Regions from separate parts of the Homo sapiens genome. Here region 1 is linked to region 2. Evidence: chromatin contacts called from ENCODE Hi-C data. All regions are on one chromosome and are shown on one strand. Each heading gives the region's core, a stretch centred on a gene start or an enhancer-like site at or near the end of the contact. The rest is flanking DNA. Distances are from core to core; before and after follow the strand shown.

Region 1 (7,019 bases), core at 1,791-4,290, 200 kb after region 2:
TAAGATCATGGTCTGGACATGTTAAATTTGAGGAATCAGGCACAAACATCTGACAATTAGAAACATTACCAGAGTACAGAAGAGGGCTCCAGAAAGAAAATGAGATCTGAGTCATCTCCACAGACAAGACAGTTCACGTTTGAGTAAACAAGATGAAAAATAAAAACAAGGATGATGACAGAATCTTGGAAAATGACTACATTTAGAGAATGCAAAAAAAAAAAAAAGAGGAGAAACTAATAAAAGTTATTGTTGGTCAGGTAAGGTAAGATAAAAGGCAAAATGTCATTAAGACCTAGAATGTCTAATAAGAGTTTCAAAAAGTAGTAGCTATCATTACAGTAACAAACACCAAAAAGGACCCAAGAAGAAGTACTGAAAAAAACTAGAAGGCCATTGGGATGTGGCAGTGAAAAGTTTTGTGATTTTTAAGATATCAGGTGGCAAAGGTTTGGGAAGGAGAGAAGGCAGCAGAGAGAAAGGCACATATCTTGCCAGTTTTTAAAAAGATTAGATAGAGAAATCCACTCTCCTATCTCCAAGGCAAAGACCTACATTCACAGTCTAATGTAAACCCAGTGGGGAGCTGGCAAACAAACTGAAGCAGGGAGGGGAGAGAAAAATCCCTTATTTATACCTTATTTATAGCATTTGATGATTTCCGTGGTGTAAATACTCCCACCATGGCCAATTTCAAGCTGCCAACCGTTGGCAAAATTCCTGAAAATTTAGCAATGGCTTGCTGGTACAAATCAACTCCAGCACACAACTGCAAATCACCTCTTTTATGGTCTACCCTGCAACTGAGCAATTCTGTGACAGCTTTCTCTCAACTCAATTGACACTAAATCATTCTCTAGGACAACTTAAAGCAATTCACAGAAGTCTACTCTACTCTCATTACATTTAGCTTTCTCAACTGTATTGCAACTGAAAGGGGTTGGATGTTGAAAGCAAAATGGATCCCAGTATGCCTGTCTTCACTAAGTGCCACAAAGCAAAGGACAAGAATCATATTCTCCAAAAAGCCATCAGATGACCATTTTATAACTTTCCTTTGTTAATGTTATCTCCCTATCTAAACCTCAAATGTCTTAAGGGTAGGGAACTGTATTCAAACAAGAGCCAAACATCCCACATGAGTCCCAATTCCAGTGACAGGCAGCAGGGATACAGGGTAAGCACCTTAGATTAAATCCAGACACCTCAAAGGGTTCCACAAAGGGTTCCAATCCAGCCCTGCTACTTGCTGGCAGGCTGTTAGCAGCCTTTACAGTGGCAGTTTCAACTGCAAAATGGGAACAATAATACCCAGCACACAGGGGCAACCTTGGATTTAACAGGATCACTTCTGGGGATAGTCACTGGACACTGCTAAAGCATATTGCCAAGAATACCAGCGAAGCCCACTTCTGTCTAGAAACTATGGCTGATCAGCTGCTAAGGATTTTTTAATCATCTACCTCCAATGACCTCCAACCATCACTCCAAGCCATAAAACCCTTTCACGATTGTGTCCTGGACTCCAAGGCCCCACTACATCAAAACCAAATAGTCCACCTGAAAGTAGTGTCAAGAGTCAAAAATGTTGTGACAAACAAGATGAGAACACAACCTACCAATTACGTTCCTACTTGCGTCCACATGACATTCAACATTTCACCTCAGTGCAACGAGGAAGTTCATCAACAAACCTCAACAAATAAACAAAACTCAAGAGAATAACTTCCTTTCTAATATTTCACAATTTTTCCCCATGACATCTTTCCAAATATCCCTGTCTTCATGGTACTCCATATTCTATCATTTAGGTTATGTTTCCTAGGCAAATTTCTCCAGACGTCTGAAGTAGAACCGACGTCAAAAAATTAAATATATATGGGGGAAGTTTACTTTCCAATACAAACGACAGGCCTTGAGAAACAAGGCAATAACCTCCATAACAATTTAATTATTCCACTCATTAACTACTATTCTTCTACTAACAAGTGCAAGAAGTCATTTAGGTGTAGAAAAGAATAAACTCACTATACCTGTATATAAAAAAGTTTCACATTAGACATCTGCCCTCCAACTTCCACAGTTTCCTATACATTATGTGTGTTCTTCTAAGGCACATGCAACACACACTTCGCCAGTAAAGCCAGAATAATCCCAGAAGCGCAAACAAATAAGGGACAGTGGAGCTTGCAAGCCAAAGACCTTCATCCGAAAGATGAATTATGACATTTGAACGTGTATCTCTATCTTAAGGGCTAACTTTCTTTCTATGAAGTATCTGAAACTCACAGCCATACACCCACTTCCCTCACTCCTTCTCCCCTCCCTCCTTCCCGGCACCCCCGCCCTCCCGCCGCTTCCCGGGCGAATTCGGGCCTCTAATATCCCCTCCAAGGAAGCGCCGCCCCTTCCTACGGCTACGGGAAGGATCGTCCAGTGGCTGAGGCTGGACAGAGCACAGGTAGTACCTGTAGACGGAAGCCGCGATGGGAGGCTGACAGACCCGGTCATTTCCCGCGCCTCGCAGTCAGGTGCAGGGTCGACCGGGCACCGCCCGCCGGCGGCATTGGGGCAGGCCGGGTCCCTTGGCAGAGCCCGAGCCGGTGCGGCCGCCGCGGCCAGCTCCGTCGCCGGCCCGCGGGGTGGCTTATACAACAACGGGGCGGACCCTCCGCGCGGGGTCAAGGCGGCCTCCCGGCGCGGCCGGAGTCCGGCTCAGACACCTCGGGGCCCCGACGCTGAGGGGAGCCTCTCCCAGGCAGAGCGGCGCCGGGACGCCTCTGGGCGCCGCGCGGACTCATGCCGGGGAGGGTCGAGGAAGCCGCCCGTCGTCGCCAGGCGGGCGGCGACTCCTTGGTGCTGCCCGCTGGGCCCTAACCCGGCCCGCGCGGAGGGTGCGCGCCGGAGACACACGAAGCCCCCTGCCGGCTGCGCTTACCTCTCTCCGGTGTCGGCAGAGTCCACCTCCTCCTCCTCCGCCGCCATAGCCGCCGCCGCGCAAGCGCCGGGACTTATCTCGAAGCCGGCTGACAGGCCGACTGGGCCGCCCCGGGCTGGCGCGGCACTTAAGGCGGCGCAGGCCGCCAGCGCATGCGTCTTCCGCGCACTAGCACGGCCCGGCGGCGCGCCCGCGTTTGCGCGTGCGCGGCCTTGCCTCCGGCTTTGCGTCCGCCATCCCCAGCCAGCATGCACTAGTTCTCCCGCCCGACGCTCCCGGGTGTAAGCGCGGGGCGGGACAGTCAGCCCAGAGGGACTGGCGAGACTCACCCGAATGAGTTAGGTGTTTTAGCTAATTTGAATAATGACTGTATTCATGCATCACCCCGTCGGTGTTGGCTGTCAGGTGGCACCTTGGGGACGGAGGTGCGTCCGGTCCTGGAAGAGCCTAGCTAGTGTCCGATAGATGGTGCAGTGGCAAATGAAATGGCGTAATCGAGGTGCTGTGTGGCGTCCCGCCAGCCTTTCCCCGCGGGTTGGGGGGCCAGGGGGAGAGGGCGACTCACAGGAGCCTTCAGTCAGTTGAGCACTGCTCTAGGTGCTGATGTTACTGTAGTGGCCAGAGCCAGCAATTTCCCTCCCACTCGACTCTCTAGATACCTGGGAGGGTGAAAAGAGTCGGTGTTGGCCGGGCGCGGTGGCTCAGGCCTGTAATCCCAGCACTTTGGGCGGCCAAGGCGGGCGGATTTTCTGAGGTCGGGAGTTGGAGACCAGCCTGAGCTGAAGAAACCCCGTCTCTATTAAAAATACAAAATTAGCCGGGCGCGGTGGCGCATACCTGTAATTCCAGCTACTCGGGAGCCTGAGGTAGGAGAATCGCTTGAACTCGGGAGGCGGAGGTTGCGGTGAGCCGAGATCGCACCATTGCACTCCAGCCTGGGCAACAAGAACGAAACTCCGTCTCAAAAAAAAAAAAAAAAGTCTATGTTTAGGTACTTCGAGTTATTGAGGTGAAATGACTAACCTAAATAGCAGTATTTCTTGACCTGTTTTCAAGCCTTTTAGCAATCAGGTGCAACCTGCTTTTGGAATTCTGCCACCCACTACTACTCATCCATTTATGTTTGGTGTGTGTCTACTATGGGCTCACTTTGTTCTAGGTGCTTGAAAACAATGGGTTGAAATACTGCTCCTGTTTTGATAGATCCTACGCGAATATATTAACCTTTATTTTAGACTCAGTTCATTGTTCTCCTTCCCTGACTCTCCTCCCTCTTTTTCTCTCCTCTGAGCCCCACTGTAAACCTGTCTTTATCACCCATCTAGCTCTCAGGTTCTCAGCCTTGTGTAATTGTTACAGCTTTTAAATAAACATTATCGAATATCTTTCCAACTACACGAGAAAGTCCTCTAGGATAGGAATGGTGTCTTCTGTAATTTAGAGGGGGGAAAGCCACTTATAATCTCTTAGGCATAGTAATAACTAATACATTTTTTATTGTGTTTGATCTAATTCATAAAATATTTTAGGGAAGACCAGAACATATAAAAAACATTTTTACAGGAATTCCTGGTTGTTTCATGAAAGGGCCGTATATTCAAAGTGACCTCCAAATACAGAAGGAGCTGAGAAACTAAAGAATGAAGGAGACAAATCCAGCTTGTCAGCAAAAGGTGATTTATTAGGGAACTTACGGACAGAAGCATGGTCTTGGACAGCAGCAAGACAGGTAAATCTCTGTGCTGTTACCCTCCCAGACTAAGGTTGTTTTGACCTAAGGGCAGGTAGGTAAGTATGTGCTCTGATACAATTTGGGTGTTGTCCTCTCTAAATCTCATGTTGAATTGTGATCTCCAGTGTTAGAGGTGGGGTTTGATGGGTGGTGATTAGATTCTGGGGGTGAATTTCTCATGAATGATTTGGCACTATCCCCTTAATGCTGTCCTTGCAATAGTAAGTTCTTGTGAGATCTGGTTGTTTAAAAGTGTATGGCACCTACCCCTCACTCTCTTGCTCCTGCTCTAGTCATGTAAGATGCCTGCTCCCGCTTTGCCCTCTGCCGTGAGTAAATGCTCCCTGTGGCCTTTCCAGAAGCCAAGCTGATACCAGCACCTGTATAGCCTGCAGAACCATGAGCCAATTAACCTTTCTTTATAAATTACCCAGTCCCAGGTAATTCTTTTTTTTTTTTTTTCTAAGACGGAGTTTCACTCTGTTGCCCTGGCTGGAGTGCAGTGGCATGATCTTGGCTCTCTATGACCTGCACCTCCCAGGTTCAAGCAATTCTCCTGCCTCAGCCTCCTGAGTAGCTGGGATTCCAGGCACCCGCCACCACGCCCAGCTAATTTTTTGTATTTTTAGTAGAGATGGGGTTTCACCATGTTGGCCAGGCTGGTCTTGAACTCGTGACCTCAAATGATCCTCCCTCCACTGCCTCCCAAAGTGCTGGGATCACAGGCATGAGCCACCGCGCCCAGCTGTATTTCTTTATAACAATGTAAGAACAGCCTGTCACATGCTCTTATACAAGGAACAATAGATAAAGTAGAAAACTTGGAGGCCTTCCCAAAACTGGGGTTACTCAGAAATCAACATTGTGGATTAGCATCTGAGATGGAGTTACTTTAGCCTCCACAATAGTGTTGCCAGACACTTGTAGTGTGTCTGCAGAAACTGATGCCCTACAATCCCACCTCTCAGAGTGTCTGTTGAAGACCCTACCGCCTGGAACACAGTGCAAGCCCAGTGGTACTGAGTCCAGTAATGAAACCTTAGGATTTTGCAGCAACTCCTGTAGCGCTTTGGTCTTTATGGACCTGGAGTCTGCTCTCAAAGATGCCTGTGCCTGCTGCACAGTCACAAAAAAAGAAAAGAAAGAAAAAAAGAGAGAAAGAGACCATTGATCCAATACTAGAGTTTATGCAGAAACTGACAAGCAGTGCATAGGACTACAGGACTTCATGATCTTCCTCAACTCTGGGAGTAGCTCTGTTCTAGCTTCACCTTGCTGCTGATGGAGTCATCTTCAACAATGGCAAGAAATCCAAGCTAGAATTGGCCATCCACCTATCCCCTGGGTGTTGCCAGCAATGGTGGAACCCTACAACTCTATCCTGACCACCGTGCCACCCTGGAACCCTTGGACTGTGTCTTCTTGGGAGACAATGGACCAACACATGTCATTGCAACCTATACCCCCAGGGCCCCACATACTTTAACCACTGCTTGGACCAGACTTCCTCCATCACTACCTCCCTGAACTTTGATGGTACCCTGAAAGCAGACCTCTCAGAGTTTAAGGCCAGCTTGGTCCCCTACCTCCAAATTAACTTCCTTTTTGTGACCTACTAACCAATTACCTGGTTGAGCAGTGCTTACATTTGGAGATCGCCAGTACCTACTTTGTACTCTCCAATCAGATGGCCAGATATGACACTGACCAAAGCAAGTACAGAGCTTGCTCTGCATGTTCTGCCCCAGGGTTGTAGCCTAAAGACTGAATGCTGCCATTGTCCCACCAAGACCAAGTGTGCCATACACTTGGTTGATGACTGGTGCCCCACTGGGTTTCAGGTTGGCTTTAATTTCCAGCCCTCCAATAGTAGTTCCCCAGGCAAAGTGCTGAGCAATACCACAACCATCACAGGGGCCTGGGCCTTTATCACAAGCCTGCCAAGCAAGCACTTACAAACCAGAATGAGAGTGAGGGCATGGAGAAGGGGATGTTTTATGAGGGCTTCAATGGCCTGGCTGCTTTGTAAATATTTTTTGGTTTTGGTAGAGACAGGTCTCACTGTGTTGCCCAGGCCGGTCTCAAACTCCTGACCTCCCAGAGTGTTGGGATTATAGGCGTAAGCCACCATGCCCAGCCTGTAAATGTTTATAAAGAAATGCTGTAATAAAACATATTGAGAAAGCAAATGTGGCAGGGAGATAATAAGAAGGACACAGGATGATAAGGGAAAGTGGTAGCTGGGTCAAGGGAAGGGCCTGAACATCAATCAGCTGTAGTGACTTCTCAAAAAAAAAAAAAAAATCACATGACTTTAGGGCTTCTTGGACTCTAATTTGCATGCAGACT
Region 2 (6,136 bases), core at 897-3,396:
AATGATAACCATTGTTATCATCATCAACATTAAAAGCTTATCAAAGAGGGCCAGAAGGACTTGGGATATGGATCCAGGAAATCTACCACTTTCAGGCCAAGTAATAATCATATTAATAAAACCAGTAGAGTTCTGCTGGGTCATTCTTCTGGGACCTCATGTTCTGTTCTTTGCAGTATTGGGAAGTGGGCAAGGAAGAGGGGCGTGGAGAATGGAGGTGAGGAAGGGGGCTGGGAAGGCAGAGGGAAAATGAGGGCTGCTGATGGTTGGTGGTTCAGAGGCAGCAAAGCCAGCAGTGAGGAAATGGGAATTACCAGGCACTGAGGAGCCCTAGTGCCAGCTCTTTGCTGACATAATTAATGAGGCTGTTGTGCCAAAAACGAGGCATGTTGTTAATATACAGACCTGTTGGGAGCACAAGGGAAATGCAAATAAAAATTTTGCCAAAAGAGGAGTGGGGTCAAATCAGCTCCAGAGGGCGACCACGTTGTCTATAAAACTCTAGTATATGGGAGGCCAGGAGACAGTATGAAGAAAAAGAGAGGAATTGATTTCAAACAGGATCAGTAGCTACTAAATAGTAGACTTTTAATATTCGTGTTTGCTGATTTTTCCTTTTGTGTCTATTTCTTTCAAAGTCTGTTCAGTTGGTGAAATTCACTTGATAATGAAGACTACTTAGGTTGGTGCAGAAGTAATTTAATTTTTTAAAAAAAGGCAAAAACTGCAATTACTTTTGCACCAACCAAATAAAATTTCAATGGAGTTTTAGCATTCAGGACTTTAATATACATTCCATAAGATACACAAGAAAAAAACCTGAAAGATTATTTTTATTTTTACTTTAAAGAGCTCTGGGCTGCTGAGAGGAAGCAGTCTTGAACCTATATAAAATTGTGATTTTTGTGCCTGTTTCCATCATAAAAACCAAAAATGATTATTGGTTTCTTATGTGTGTTCTCAATGGCGAATTCAATTTTTTTTCCCAAAGAGCCTTGTTGAATCATCCGAGTGAGACGTGGACCAAGGTGAAGGCGCCTGCGGGTGGCTTTCCTGTCCAGGGGTAGGCAGGAAATAGAGTCCCGGGCTGCCACTGCTGTCCCCTATGGGTGTGGCTGGGGACTGGCTGGGAAGAAAGCCAGCATCATTTGATGCAGTTGCTCTGGAAGGTCGCTGAGCACGGGCCCTGGCACCCACCTTCCCAAACACAAGCCCGGCCCTCGGCCCAGCGGAGAGTCTCGTACAGGGGACAGGGATGGCGATGCTGGTCCCACGGGAGCCAGGCCGGTGTCCCCAGGGGATGAGGGGTGGGGGGCAATACAAGGAGGTTACTTTGGTCTGTTGCTCCCGCTTTGTTAACCCATCCCTATGTCCTATCCCCTTCTTCCCTGGCTTTGCCCAAGCCGGGTAACGAGAAAGCGCTAGGAACCAAGTGGCTGTTGGACGTGGCCGACTGCGGAAAGGCCTGCTTTATTTCGTCGCAGTTCATTTATTTTCCTTTTCGTTCTGCCGGCTGCCACGTGTTTGGTAAGTTAGAGCACGAAACACTTTAAGATGGGCCTGTGGGGCCGGAGCAGAGCCGCAGAGCTGTGCAGGCGCGCGTGTGCACGTGCGCGCCTGTATGCCGCGTGGGCGTGCGCGCGTGCACGTGGGCCGTGTGCGCGCGCACATTGTTTCTGTCTCCAGCGGTTGGGAGCGCGCTGGCGTTGCCTGTGGGCTTGGGGCCCCTGCGCCGGGGCGGAGCGGGCAGCGAGGCTGGCGGGAGATGCTGGGCTGCTCTGGAGAGCGCGCAACCGGCGTGCTCACCCTGTTAAGGCTCCGCTCTTCGCTGTGCCCAGATCCACACAGGTAGCCTTCAACCGCCGCCCAGGGAAGTCAGTGCTCTTATTAGCTTCAATTTCCGGACGAGGAAGTGAGGCACAGAGAGGTTAAGGAGCCCAGCTATTAGGAGCCTTTGAACTCAGACAGTCTGGCTCCAGAATCTGCATCTTAACTCCATTACGCGTTATTTTTTAAACGCAGGCCCGCCCCCCCCCGCCCCCCTGGACTCCGGTTTGAAACGCATTGAATAATGAATCCTTTTCGCCTCCCTCCCTCTGAAATAACAGTTCAGTTCATCGAAAACCCAGAGGTAGCCTACCGTGTGACTCAGCGGCACGGAAAACATCAGAGTCATTGACTTTGGCGTGGCAAAGTGGGATCTCACACATGGTACTTTATCAAATAAAGGGCACTGGCATGTTAAACTGATTCGTAGCATCTTTTAAATGTGACAAAACATAAGCTTTGATCACACTTCTGATTTTTTTTCCCTGACTTTAAGTGATGCATTATAGTAGGAAAATACAGGAAAGGACAAAGAAGAAACTAAAAGTTCCCCATAATCTCAGCTCTCCACCCCATAATACTATACGTTGTTGAAAATCTAGTGATTTTTTTCTAAGCATATACTATCACAAAATTGATTAAAAGAAATTTAAAACAGTATCATAATGTACATGGTGTTTTATAATTTTTATATTTAATAATGCATCACGAACATTTCCCCATATCAAATATTCTACTACAAATGTTTTTAATGACTACACCGTATTTCATTATACAAATTTGCCATGACTTAACTTGTCACTAGCCTTATTTTTTGACTTTTCAGTTGCTCCCCAACTTTTGCTATTATAAATGATGGACACCAGAATGCAGCAATTTTTTATACACACTATTTCCTTGGGACAAATGGGATTGCCAGGTCAAAGATCATCACACTTTTAAAGGGGTCAAACTATTATCTAGAAGGGTGGGCTCAGTACACTCACCTCCAAGTAGAATAAGTGTGCCCGTTTTCTTTCTCAATTCTGGGTGTTATTGCTCCAGGCAATCTTTCTTAATAAACAAAATACAGCCTTCAAAAAAAATACCTCAGTTATTTCATTAGACTGTGCCAAGTTTCAAGAGAAAGACTTTATATGATTGCAGATACTTGAAACATTTGGGAAATTCAGTTTATTCAGATGCTCCCAGGACTGCACAAGACTCAGCAAAGGACGTGGTAAAATAAGGGCACTTTGGAAAAAGGAACTAGGAAAGAATTCTCAAGCCATTTTTTTTTTTCAGGGCAGAGAGATAGATGATGTCTCTAAAATAAAAAAGGAGGTATTAATTGCCTCTTTGGCTGGGTCTTTGACTCCGTGGCAACTTTCCCATTGTCAGGTCTGAAAACGTTGATGGTGCTGCTTGCCGCAGAGCTACTGCAGAAATATTCAAGGCAGCAAACCTGGGCAATTAGGGTTTCTGTTAATTTTCTTCCCCTTTCATTCTACCAGCTTCCCCTCCCCCTATGTCAGCTAGTTGGAGTGACAAATATTTAAAGTCAGCCTGTCACGCATGAGCAGCGCAGCTGTGTGAATGACTGATTTTCTTGACGTTCTAAACAGCTTTGTGTGTGCATGTGGAGACCTGCAGACCCCAAACCTGCCACCGTCTGCCCCACAAGACAACATTGGTTTGATATTTGAGGCAACAGTGGGGGGTCTAGGCAGGTGGCATTTTATGACCAGGAAATGAACGGACATATAATCTGCAGATGTTTTAGGAATAGGCATGTTTGTCACAATGACCTCTAGGTAAATTTCTGCAGTGACAAAGAGGAGACTTTTCAGGTGTGGTTTAAATTCCTTTCCTTGCACAGCGTGCTCTAAAATCACTTTTGCCTAAGGGACTGGAGACCATGATGTCCTTAGTGAATCTGAAAGATGCACTTGGACCCGACTGGCCTTTTTTCTCCCCACTCAGCGTTGCAGCAAGAGTAACAGATGTCTATTTAGGGAAGGCATGTTCTCTTTTTCTATGCAAACCGTGTTGCTAAAAATTCTCTTTTAGATGAATTATTAAACCCAATTTATGAAATAAGGACAATACAGATTTCCTCTGGAACTATTCTTTCTCTCTGATATGTGATACCCGTGTCTGCTGGTGGAGAAAAGCAAAGAGAATTTGAGAAGCCAGGCGGGGATGGGAGAAAAGTGAGATAAATAAATACAGGTTATTTTATAGCCCTAGAAATTCCCTGAATGTTTGGACCCCTTGGGGTCCATCTAGAATTCTTTAGCCATCATATAGAAACACACAAAAACGTAATTATTTTTGTAAACCTAGATTTCTTCTCATGGTCTAATGAAGTAGGAATATTTAACTTATCACAGTTCCTTTAAGAAACAGTACTGCTTTTGTTTGAGAACAGGCATTGATCTGTGTTTGGAACATCAAGGTGGTGCTTCTAAGGGAGAGAGTAGGTTATTCTTTTTTTATTCAAGGGGAGGTATTTTGTGTTGCTCTTGAAGGGGACTCAGCAGGAAAAAGTGGCTGGAAGAGCTGAGTGGACATAAAGCCACAGAGAGGTGCAGTGGCCCCTGGATGTCCTGAGGCTGGGGATGCCTGGGGCTCTCAGCTGGTTGTTTGGGTTATAAACTTAACGTGAGGTGGAAACCAGCATCACCTCTCTTATGAAATCTTCAGTAACATCTACTTTTTAAAAGCATAAAGCCTTTGCTAATGAATATTCTCCTTACATTTTTTAGATGAACTCTGTTATAGAATTTATATCCCTTTTTGCAATACATGAATTTTTATAGTAATTATGAAAAAAAAAATTTAACCGTTAACTTGAAATTCACACCTCAATGCCAACCTTAGATGCTGCCTCCGAGGAAATAACTTCCTGCCCGTTTTATCTGCAGTGCGGTCGTGGACCTGCAGCATCACCTGGGAGCTGGATAGACCTAGTGACTTAGTCTGTTCAGGCTGTTATAACAAAATACCTTACACTAGGTAATTTATAAACAACAGAAACTTATTGCTGACGGTCCTGGAGGCCGGAAAGTCCAAGATCAAGGTGCTGGCAAATTCAGTGTCTCGTTCAGTGAGGGCCCATTCCTCATGGACGGTACCTTCTTGCTGTGTCCTCACGTGGTGGAAGAGGCAAAGGGCTCCCTCAAGCCTCTTTTATAAGGGCACTAATCCCATTCATGAGGGCCCTATCCTCTTGACCAAATCACCTCCTGAAGGCCCCACCTCTCAATACCATAACATTGGAGACTAAGTTCCAATATGTGACTTTTGGGAGGACATCAACATTCAGACCATAGTACCTAGTGAATCAGAATCTGCATTGCAACAAGATTCTCAGATAATTCAGGTGCGTATTACAGTTTGCAAACTGCTGGTCTGCAGTCCCGGTTCTAAACTTGGCTGCACATTGGAATCACTTGGGAAGCTTTACAAAATATAGATTCCAAAGTCCCATTCCTAAGGATTCTAATTTAATTGATTTGGGGAGGCAGGGCTCCCAAACATCTGGATTGTGAAAGGCTCCCCAGGTGATTCTAATATGTGGTATATTTGAAAACCCCTGATTTCAGAACGCTTTCTTCTTCAGGTCATGTCTAAGCTCAGACACCTTGTGAGGTGCCTGGCCTGGCCACAAAGTCTGTGCTGCTTGGGAATCAAAGCTCGCCTACAATAGTAGTGCTCTGCGTTCTCAAAAACTTCTGTGTAACAAATTTTCACCATGAGACTCAATAGAGGATTTAAGCCAATAGCAGACAATCAGAGGAGCTTCCAGGATCACTCTTCTCTAGCACCTTGACCCCCATCTTCTGGTTTTGCAACCCCATGAGACTGCCTAACATGGTGGTCAGGGAAAGGGTGGTCAAGCTCCCTGGGTTCAAACCACGGCAGTGTGCCCTAACATAGATTACCTACCACTTTCAAACTCCATTTCCTCCTCTCTACTTGGGGTTAATAATAGTACCTACATCCTAGGGTTGTGAGAACAGGTCCAACAGAATGCAGGGAACCTACTTACCAGGACTTGTATTCAAGTAATAAGAATATATGCACCATGAGGACTAACAGAAGGAATAAAACCTAATTAACACTCAACTTTCTCCGCTGTCGGAAGCCTGCAGATGGGAATGGCAACAAGAAACAAGTCCATTCATGCTGCAGACACTTATAAACACTCAAGAATTGAAGGACCAGGAACCTCTGAAAGTTGGGGTAATTGGAGGAGCTGAAGGAAGAAGGTTTGATACGTCTGTGTGAAGAGTCGTTAAATCCCTGCCCAACACAACCTGAGCTC

What was found. A loop is a pair of places that touch in the nucleus more often than their neighbours do. Pooled maps may share reads with other maps.
Region 1: a loop to region 2 is called in a map of endothelial cell of umbilical vein, with 11 times the contacts of the local background. The contact joins the promoter of ABHD5 here to the enhancer-like site in region 2. A Hi-C loop is called at or near these places in 3 of 168 maps with a recorded cell type or tissue (B cell, endothelial cell of umbilical vein and posterior cingulate gyrus), 3 of 37 single-sample maps with no recorded cell type and 14 of 50 pooled maps.

The regions. Positions count from the first base shown.
Region 1 is chr3:43,686,959-43,693,977 of GRCh38, reverse strand. It overlaps ABHD5 (abhydrolase domain containing 5, lysophosphatidic acid acyltransferase), which reads right to left and starts at 3,040. Exons shown (of 7, transcript NM_016006.6): 1 at 2,939-3,040. The coding sequence starts at 2,985. It also overlaps a transcript of ANO10 not described here and the pseudogene TUBAP3. RefSeq lists a silencer at 2,389-2,868.
Region 2 is chr3:43,889,946-43,896,081 of GRCh38, reverse strand. All of the region lies in intron 1 of LOC107986081 (a long non-coding RNA gene), which reads left to right. Among named protein-coding and RNA genes, the nearest start is that of ABHD5, 200 kb to the right of the region's middle. Within about 2 kb of position 2,146, at least 7 of the 41 ENCODE cell types and tissues checked have a DNase peak (open chromatin) inside an H3K27ac peak, as active enhancers do; they include endothelial cell of umbilical vein, where a contact is called at or near this core.